Linked DNA regions of Homo sapiens: region 2 is linked to region 1. Evidence: chromatin loops called from intact Hi-C (ENCODE). Cell type or tissue: Caco-2. All regions are shown on one strand. Links, peaks and the distances in the headings refer to the core of each region. The heading gives the core; the rest is flanking DNA. Region 1 has its middle 62 kb from the start of PTP4A1. Region 2 overlaps EYS (eyes shut homolog).

Region 1 (5,387 bases), core at 89-5,088:
GAAATTATGCCAACTTCATATAAAAGAAAAATCAACTTTTTGAATGCTTTTCTAAGAATTATATTTTTGTACCTACTTAGGAGGTTAGTTTAGGACATTAAAGCTGAAAAAATATCAATACCATTCTTAGGCTCATTTTCCTCAAAAACAACTTCCTAAAAACTGGTTATAGAGATAGCCAGATGGCTGAAGAACAAAGTAGTAGTAAGACTTTTGATTGCCTTCCCTTTTGAACATTTAAAATTTTGCATTATGTAAACAGATACCTAGCCAAAAAATAAAATTTTTTAAAACCACCAAAAAATAAGCTAAAAAGTTGTATGAATTTATGTATCTTTATATAGTAGAATAATAAACATACATTAAAAATTATACTCTTAGGAAACACTAAATGATAATGTATAGGGATGCACACACCATAGCAAAACTATAAAGAAAAATAAATGATTAAAAGTCATTAGGGTAATTCACTTCAGTAGGGAGGGAGATGGTTATGTTATAAGAGTATTTCTGGCTGGGCACGGTGGCTCACGCCTATAATCCCAGCATTTTGGGAGGCCGAGGCAGGTGGATCATGTGAGGTCAGGAGTTCGAGACCAGCCTGACCAACTTGGCGAAATCCTGCCTCTACTAAAAAAACAAAAAAATTAGGCGGGCGTGGTGGTGCATGCCTGTAATCCCAGCTACTCAGGAGGCTGAGGCAGGAGAATCGCTTGAACCCAGGAGGTGGAGGTTGCAGTGAGCCGAGATTGGGCCATTGCACTCCAGCCTGGGCAACAAGAGCAAAACTCTGTCTCAAAAAAGAAAAAAAAAAAAAAAAGAGTATTTCTGGGGTGACTGAGTGAGGTGATAGTTACAGGTGTTCACCTTATAATAATTATTTATATAGTTTATTTGTATTCATATTATATTTAACAATATAAAATTTTGTAATAAAGGAAAAAAATTTTCTTTTTTTTTTTGAGTCAGTCTCGCTCTGTTGCCCAGGCTGGAGTACACTGGCACGATCTCAGCTCACTGCAACCTCCACCCCCTAGGTTCAAGCGATTCTTGAGGTTCAGCCTCCTGAGTAGCTGGGATTACAGGCGCACACCACCACTTCTGGCTAATTTTTGCAGTTTTAGTAGAGACAGGGTTTCACCATGTTGGCCAGGCTGGTCTCGAACTCCTGACCTCAGGTGATCCGCCTGCCTTGGCCTCTCAAAGTGCTAGGATTACAGGCATGAGCCACCACGCCTGGCCAAAAATACTATTTTTTAAGGATTTTTTTTAATAAAATGGGAAAATGTTCACAATACAAAATTCAATGAAATCGAGGATACAAAGCTCTCTATGCAGTATAATCTCAATTAGGTGTGCGCATGTTGTATATTTGTAGAAATCGACATTAAAATAAATATATCAAATATTAATTATACCTTTTAGTTTTTGTATTATTTTATATAGCTGCCATAGTTTCTTAAATGTATGATATAATAATGTGTAAGATGAAAATTTCGTTATAAAGGATGAAGTGATAAACCTAGCTTATAGAGTAAATATTAAACCTTAACCGTTTCAGTTCCTATAAACATAGGCATTTAATACGTTATAACAGTAAAATTTTAGAGCTAGGGGAAATCATAAGAGATTGTCTTCACACATGCCTCTGTTTTACAAATGCAGAAACTAAACAGTAGATAGGCTAGCTGACTTGGCCAAGGCCCCGGGTTAGTCGCAGACCTGGGATGGGGCCAGGTTTAGCACAGTGTTTTGCCCTTCCTCCCACACTGATAGTGCCTTGTATGGAGGTAGAACAGAAAGCCCTGCTCTTTAGGGAAAGTTTCACTAACTTTTCAAAACATGAGTATGTGATAATTATAATTAAGGACTATCACAAATGAAGTGTAAATTTATAAATGTAACCATCTAATAAAGCTTCGGTTAAAATTAATATTGGGGCAAGTTTATTTTTGAATTTTTTAAAGATAGAAAGAAACAACAACAAACCCTTGAGTTTCCAGAAGAACTGCCTGTATTCATTCATTTAACATACTAAAAGCAGCTTGTGACTGCCATAAAGTATGTCATTGCCGCCTTCAGTACTAAAAAAGTGGTCCAGTATATGAGGCAACTGCTCTAAATCATGCTTGTTTGGACAGGCTGTTTCTTAGTTCCACCTCATCTGCACTTTAGCCCCACTCTGTGCTGTGTAGACCCAAGCGATTTGCACAAACACCACATGATCCCAAAGGTACTTTCCCAGGGAGAAGGAAAAAAAACATAAAAGTTAAACTAACCCTTGTAAGTTCTAGTTACCACTTAATCTTTCTATGGTTTGACTACCTTTCTTTTTTTTTTTTTTTTTTTAGTTTTTTAAACACTTCAAGTCATAACTCCTCAGTATTTAATATTTAGATTTTTTTCCCCTTATTCTATTCCCCCAGAGTTAATCTCTTCTCCCCACTTTCGTTCAATATCTATTATGTGCCAGGCACCATCTTCAGTGTCAGGAATACAGAAATAAGCAAAACATGTTCTCTTCCTTCAAGAAGCGAATTTTTTTTTTTTTTTTTTTTTTTTTTTTGTTGAGACAGAGTCTCGCTCTGTCACCCAGGCTGGAGTGCAGTGACACAATCTCGGCTCACTGTAACCTCTGCCTCCTGGATTCAAGTGATTCTCCTGCCTCAGCCTCCTGAGTAGCTGGGACAACAGGCGCATGTCACCATACCTGGCTAATTTTTGTATTTTCAGTGGAGACAGGATTTCACTATGTTGGCCAGGGCTGGTCTTAAACTCTTGACCTCAGGTGATCATCCTGCCTCTGCCTCTCAAAGTGCTGGAATTACAGGCATGAGCCACCGCTCCCGGTCAAGATGCGAATTATTTAGAGGAGCAGCTAGACAGATAAGCTAATGATGGCAATAAAATGTGCTTGGTAGAATAAGGAGATCAATGGTGCTATGCTCATGGCACCTATTACTCTAGGAGTAACAATCAGGGCACTTAACACAAGTGCCTGGTTCTACATTCCCACCTCTTCCTGCAACACGCTATATCTATAAGATGATAAGATGAGCCCAATGGAAGCCCTACAAATCCTGATCCCTACTCTAGGTCAAGCTTATACAAGTAAATAGATTTCTTTTTTTTTTTTTTTTTTTTTTTTGAGATGGAGTTTCACTCTTGTAGCCCAGGCTGAAGTGCAGTGGTGCAATCTCAGCTCACTGAAACCTCCGCCTCCTATGTTCAAGCGATTCTTCTGCCTCAGCCTCCGGAGTAGCTGGGATTACAGGCATGCACCACCACGCCCAGCTAATTTTTGTACTTCATTAGTAGAGACAGGGTTTCACCATGCTGGTTAGGCTGGTCTTGAACTCCTGACCTCAGGTGATCCACCCACCTTGGCCTCCCAAAGTGCTGGGATTACAGGCATGAGCCACCGCACCCAGCCTCAAGTGAATTCTTAAAATGTAGCTTTGAGAATTTGAAATCATTACCTGGGCATTTTTAAAATTTTGACAGTTTATAGTTTACCTAGATGTTTTGGATTATAGACCCCCAAATCTAACGTATTAAAATTTTTTCTGAAACAGAGCTTATTATTTTATGGTTTTGAATTGTCCCTCAGAATCAAAATTGGAAAATATTTTTACTGTGTAATTTTTCTTATGCTTCTTACTGAGAAAATGACTCTCCAAATCTGAAGATGATGAAAAATACACATTGGGATTTGTTACTACTTATGTGTACACATTTGAAAGACAGTTTAAATCCACATACTATTTATGATGTTCTTGGCTGCAAGTAATTAAAAAAATTAATAATTCCCTAGCAAGCAGATGCAGATTGAAAAAATTAAAAGTGGTGAAACTGTAAGGATACTTATTTTACTATATGGCAAGAAGTATGGAGGTAGTTCTGCTCCTGGACTGGCTCAGTCGTCATTAAGGACTCAAGTTCTTTCCTTCGCTCCATGTTCTTTTTTTTTTTCTTTTTGAGACAAAGTCTTGCTCTGTTGCCCAGGCTGGAGTGCAGTGGTGTGATCTCGGCTCACCGCAACCTCTGCCTCCTGGGTTCAAGCGATTCTCCTGCCTCAGCCTCCCGAGTAGCTGGGATTACAGGCATGTGCCACAGCTGCCAGCTAGTTTTTGTATTTTTATTAGAGGCAGGGTTTTGCCATGTTGACCAGGCTGGTCTGGAACTCCTGGCCTTAAGTGATCTACCTGCCTCGGCCTCCCAAAGTGCTGGGATTACAGGCATGAGCCATGGAGCCAGCCTCATGCTCTCATTCTTTGCGTGGTGGCTTAGTCCTCAAGCCTTATCCTTCATTGCTGCAAAGTGGCTGGGGCATATCTTGACATCACATGAAGACCTAGAATCATTATCTTCCATGCCCCACTTTTTATTTAATGGGGAATATTTTTCCTGAAGTCCCCACAGAATTAGCTCCGTTGGCCACAGTTGCCTCTCATACCCAGGCATAAGTCATTCATTGTGCAAAGGGTATGAGACTACCATGATTAGCTTAGATCAATTAAGATAGGCTTTTATGAGACTGCAGAGGGGTCTATCTTCCCTCAGATAACATGTTGAAGGATAAACATATCTGAGATTTTGTTAGTATGGAAAAAGCAGTGTAAGGCAAATAGTTTCAGGGAAATTATACTCAAACTAAAAATTCAGTGTAAAATAAATACAACAACTTTACTACCCACAAGTTTTGGTATGATGCTTAGAATCTGATCTAAAATCCACTCACTCTATTCTTTCAGCAAACATTCTTTGATCACTTATTACACGTTGGGCACTGTTCTCCGTACTAAAGCAGAGAACAAGACAGATACGTATTTGTATTGGGAATGCTTTCAGCAGCAACTGACAGAATAGGAAATTAAAAGTGGCCAAACCATAGGGACATTCAGTGTTTGCCCAGAGAAATTTAGAGGGAGGCAATCCCTAGTCCATCTCCTCTGAAATATAACCAAGAGTCCAGGTTCTTTCTTCTCTGGGTCCTTAACGTGCTGACTTTTGTCTTTATTCTTTTCACTTCATTGTTCCATAGCTGTCATAGTTCTAAATACCTCATCTACTTTCAAACGAGAAAGAAATGGTAAAGGACACTTTTTTCTTATTATTGTCCCTTTTGCAAAGATTTAAAAACCTCCAGAAGCCTCCTATGCAGATTGCCATGAAATCTCATTGGCAGGATTGTGTGCCACACTGGTCTTCTCAAAAGCAAAGGAGTCTAGGAAGGTAATTATCCAACAAAGTGTTATGGAGCCACACACACTGCTGCCCCAGATAAAATGGGGATTTTTTTTTTTATAAGGGGAGCCATGGATAATGGTTACCCAATTACAATGTTTGCCGTAGTCCCCTTTTCCTGGAATTAATTCTCTGGCCAC
Region 2 (5,387 bases), core at 236-5,235, 250 kb after region 1:
AGAGAGAGCTAAAGCTTCATCTTCTGGGTGGTGGGTGAGGCAGGATAGAGAAATAGTAGATAGTCCAGTCTCAGGAAGCTAGGATATGGCAGGTGGGTCCTTATGTCCCTTTATTTTCCTGGCTTAATCTCTCCAACTTCCTTAACTGGGAGTTTCCTGGATTCCCTAATGCTATTCTGGAAGTCCCAGCCAGGTATTAAAGAGAAGGTAGCTCAGATCTAGAAATACCATTATCCCTTAGCCACAGCCCAGCTTGGGAGCACCCAGAGATTGCTGAGCTCTTTTAGAGGCACTACCATAAGTTGCCCCAGTAGTTAGGACACTGTTGCTTCTTACTGTTACTACTTGACTTGGGGCCATTTCTCCTCTCTAATTTCCCTCTGAAGCTGATGGCCTTGTGATATTTCTGACAGTTTTGAGTGAGATGGAAAATACAGATAGGAGAGGCTCCCAGAGATGAAGTCTTGATCTGGAACTGAGTTATGAACTTAAGCTCACTTGACTTAACTGCATTTAGCACAAAACATTTAGAACATCTACACAAAATAGAGAATTTAGAGTTAATAAATTAAAGCAATACTAAAAGCCATATTTTTTGTACTACTGAATTTTAAGTACTAGTCTATCTGTGAAGTATAATGTCAAATATACTAGAAAAAGAGGACAGTGGATTTGAATTTTATTATATGTACTTTTTTACTTCTCAAAAAGAAAACTGACTTTGAAGTTCCTAATTTTAGTTATATTTGTGGACAGCAAAATGATTTGAAATTCTGCCTCACCTTGTTCACAGTAGATTCCAGTGGTTCCTAGAGGACAGAAACAGGTGTATCCATGAGGTAATGAAATGCAGGTTGCTCCTCTGCTACAGTGGTGTGGAGGGTCATGTTCAGGATCACAGGTAGAAACTGTCTCTGTGCAGAATGATCCTTTCCACCCAGTGGTACAATTGCAGCTGTGGGTTGAGAGAAAGCCGCATGGTTTGAGCACTTGTTTAGAGATGGATACATACTATGTATTGCCCTGATGCTAACTTGTCAATTTTAACTGAAGTTCCAAGAGATCAAAATGAATTGTGATTCAAACCCTAAATTGTCAAAGGAAAGAGTTAATAACTGGTTATAGGATTACTGGACTCCACACCAAAGACTTTAAACGATTCAGAGTGTAAAAATTGAAAGAGAATTTTTTGAGAATTGTTTCTTCAGACAAAATTGCATTGTAAGTCTCTCTCCCAACTCCCACACCACCACCTAAAGAAAAAGCTGTGCATGGTGTTGCTGTCTCCTAACTTCAAGCCTAGTGAAAAGAGATTCAGCAGGACCACTTGGAGAGCTTGGTGTGTTTTTCCCTGGCATTGGCAAACTCACAGGCTCAGCTCCTGGGGTTGCCAAAAGAGCTGCAAACATACTGGAGACAAGTCAAACGTGAGTGAATCCCAGGAAAGGGATGTTCATAGTCAGGAACAATAGCTTGAGGACATATAAAAATGAATCTTGACCAAGAGGTGTCCCTCTAGCTAAAGATACAGTGGCAGTAAGTGGTTTCTGGCTAGAGCAGAAGCTGAGGGGTAATGGGGAATACTCAGCTGAAAGAGACACCTTGTCTGGGTTTAGAGAGTGATATTGGGAGGAGCCCAGCAGAAAACTTTCTGATAGACCCATCAAAGGCAGAGTTGTCAGATAAAATGCAGAGCATCTAGTTAAATTTAAACATAAGTTAAATAATAACTTTTCTTAGTAGAAGTATGTCCTGATATGGTTTGGCTGTGTCCCCACCCAAATCTCATCTTGAATTGTAGTTGGCATAATCCCCATGTGTTGTGGGAGGGACCAGGTGGAGAAAATTGACTCATGGGGGAGGTTTCCCCCATCCTGTTCTCATGGTAATGAGTTAGTTCTCATGAGATCTGATGGTTTTATAAGGGGCTTCCTTCTTCAATGGGCGCTCATTCTTCTCCTTCCTGCCACCATGTTAGGAAGGACATGTTTGCTTCCCCTTCCACCATGATGTAAGTTTTCTGAGGCCTCCCCAGCCATGCTGAACTGTGAGTCAATTAAACCTCTTTCCTTTATAAATTACCCAGTTTCAAGTATGTCTTTATTAGCAGCCTGAGAACGGACTAATACATGTCCCATGCAATATATGAACTTTAAATAAATAATATTTGAGATTTTATTGTTATATCTTGTTATATATATATATATATATATATATATATATTTGATAAACTGTTGTTTGTCAGGGCACCGTGTGTTTATTTTGCCCCCTCCGGCCTCCCTCCCTCCCTCACTCCCTGCCTGCCTTTCTCCCTTTCTCCCTTTCTTCCTTCCCTTTCTCTCCCCACCATCCCCCTTTCTTTCTTCTGAAAACACTACACTAAAGAGTACATGAGAGAAAGGGTTAACTTAAAATTCCTGTCAGAGCCAGAGAGCAATAAACCACCGTGCCAGTCTAAAAAGCGCATTCTAGAATGGGTATGAGGTATAGGGATCAGAATCTGTTAAGCTGGAGGACAGCAGCTGATCACACCTTCCCAGACCTTTTATTTATGTCATAGACTTTTATATGCTTGTTACACCTAAATTAATAGTTGTGCAAAAAACGGAAAATTGTATAGGGTTCTCTAAAATGGAGACAAACAAAATACAGAATTAATCTGCTACAAAATTGCATATTTTGAAGATTATTTTTGAAGATCACAAAGAGTATAGAATGTACAAAGACCTCATACACAAAAAAGGAAATCAGTAACTAATTTCACAAAAGAAATAAAACTATAGTAAAAATTCTTATTAAAGAATTTTTAAACGTGATGCTGTCATTACTTTTTAAAGTGACGATTGCGCCATCTAGTGGTTCATTTTATATCTACTTGAAAAAAGCTTAAAATTATTCTCACTGCCTTATAGACAGAGCTCACAATGGTAAAATATTTTATTTAATTCACTTACACTTTATTGTATATATTTAAGGTATATAGCATAGTGTTATGGGAATAAAACACTTGCTTGGATATTAAAGTAGATAAATCACATTAAGCATAATTTAATATAGATGCCAAAATCTTATTTGAAAAAATAACAAATCGGAGCCTCATATAGTTTGTCTCAGAATTTTTAGGTCTGAAACAATTAGCTATATGTTTAATATATAATTAGTTATTATATAATTCTAATGAGAATGATTTTGTGCAAGGTCAGATTTTTCTTTTTGTTCCTTGGTTTCTATAGCACCCTGTGAAATAGAGATAATAAAAAAATTTCAAGCCTTCATTAGTTATTCTCTACTTTGGGTGATATTTTTCTAACCCTTGATGTTAATTCATTAATATTTCTTCCCTTAACCACATATACTACTCTGCCCTGAGGAGGAGTAGATTTTGTAGAAGTATGTGTGTGAGGTGAGGTGTCTATATAATGGGCAATGTAAAAACAAAACAGAGGTAGGTATCTATTTAAAGAATGTTTATTATTTTTTACAGGCTAGCTGTCTGTGCTTATCTTAGGATTGAGCATAGTATTGTGCTTGATACTGAGATTCTACAACACAGGAGGCTCCATTTTTGACCTCATGGACTTCTGTATTTTGGAGAAATCAGATTAGTAAGGAGACAATTTTAATAAAATGGGACAAGTTCTAAAATGGGTATTATGGTATCCTGTGGATGGGCATCTAAGTAATTTTAGTGAATTACTTAGGGAAGGCTTAGGAAAGGCCGCCAGAGTGAGATTTGCCCGTATAAATGTATGCACTGAAAGGAGGTGTCAAAGGACTTTGAACAGCAGGCTCAGGCAGTTCAACTTTTTTTTTTTTAAAACTATTTATTAACTTTTGTGGGTACATAGTAGGTGTACATATTTCTGGGGTACATGACATGTTTTGGTATAGGCAGGCAATGTGTGATGATCACATCATGGAAAATAGGGTATCCATACCCTCAAGCATTTATCCTTTGTGTTACAAACAATCCAATTATACTTCCTTAGTTATTTTAAAATGTACAATTAAATTATTATTGACTATAGTCACCCTGTTGTGCTATCCAATACTAGTCCTTGCTCATTCATTCTCACTAGTTTTTTGTACCCATTAACCATCCCCACCTCCCTGTTACCTACCACCGTTCTCAGCCTCTAGTGACCATCCTTCTGCTCTCTATCTCCATGAGTTCAACTGTTTTGATTTTTAGAACCCACAAATAAGTGAGAATATGTGATGTTTGCCTTTCTGTGCCTGGCTTCAGTTCAACTTTCAAGTGACATGACAGGTGTATAGAAAATGACACAAATGAGGAGGCACATTTTAAGAATATTGATCTGTTATGTGTAGGATGACTGCATAGTGTAACAATAAGCTCTCTGGTGACGTAATTTTAATCTTAGTGAGATCTTAGCATATTTTTTTTGCTACTAGAAAAGGGGCCAGCAACCTTTTTCTGTAAAGGGCAAGGCAGTTTACAGTTTTGCTTTGTGGGCCATATAGACACTGTTGCAATAACCGAACTCTGCCATTGTTGAAAGCAGCCACAGAAAACACACAAATGGGTGTGGCTGTATTCCAATGAATTTTAGTTACACAAATAGGTGGTAGGCCAGATTTGGCCCATCTACCATAGTTTTCTGACCCCGGCACTCTAGACCATTAATTCCGTAAGAGCAGAGATAGGGTCTGTTTTGTTTTTTATTATTGTCTCAAGGCCCCAAACAGTTCTTGGTTTATTGTAAGTTTTCATTGACTATTCATGGAATAAACACACAAATGAATAAATATAATAGGTCATGGCTGGGATAAGAAAGCAGATGGAGGCAAAAGTCCTGAATAGGAAAATTGCTGTGGGGATGCAGAGGTTGAAGTAGATGTGAGAGGCATTTTCAAGGCTTTGGTAAGTGTGTTAGTATGAAAGAGGAAAAATTATAGTAATGACAAACATTATTTGTCACTTACCATGTGCCAGGCAGTCTTCTAACCTTTCTAGTTTCTCTATTATGTTATAAGAAGGGTACTAGCATCATCCTCATTTTTCAGAGAAGGAATCTAAGGAAGAGAGAGGTTAAGTCTGCTAATGAGCGAGGAAATCCACCTTTTAGTCACCATTTTATGTCTCTCAATCCTGTGGAAATGTTGGGACCATGAAAGAGTATGGTGTTGTTAGTGAAATAGGGACAACTGGATAGCAATATAGTAAAGGGAAAACATAAAGAATCCACTTTTATAAGCTTTATTCCTGGGATGGAGACTGGTTCAACATACACAAATTGATAAATTTGATTCACCACATAAATAGAATTAAAAGCAAAAACCATATCATGTCCTCAATAGATGCAGAAAAGACTTTGATAAAATTCAACTTTCTTTTGTGTTAAAAACCCTCAACAATTAGGCAT

What was found. Peaks named below come from ENCODE experiments on the same cell type or tissue, not always from the same donor. Only the 100,000 strongest peaks of a DNase experiment are listed, where the experiment ranks them.
Region 2: a loop joins it to region 1, with 23 times the contacts of the local background. A loop is called at or near these places in 5 of 110 quality-filtered maps.

What each region holds. Positions count from the first base shown.
Region 1 is chr6:63,508,123-63,513,509 of GRCh38, forward strand. It overlaps a transcript of LGSN not described here. Among named protein-coding and RNA genes, the nearest start is that of PTP4A1, 62 kb to the right of the region's middle. In Caco-2, for the core only: no CTCF peak of the experiment used is centred there; a DNase peak (open chromatin) is centred at 2,169.
Region 2 is chr6:63,761,679-63,767,065 of GRCh38, forward strand. It overlaps EYS (eyes shut homolog), which reads right to left. Exons shown (of 43, transcript NM_001142800.2): 41 at 783-955. Among named protein-coding and RNA genes, the nearest start is that of SCAT8, 42 kb to the right of the region's middle. In Caco-2, for the core only: a CTCF peak has its summit at 2,846 (motif pointing left); no DNase peak of the experiment used is centred there.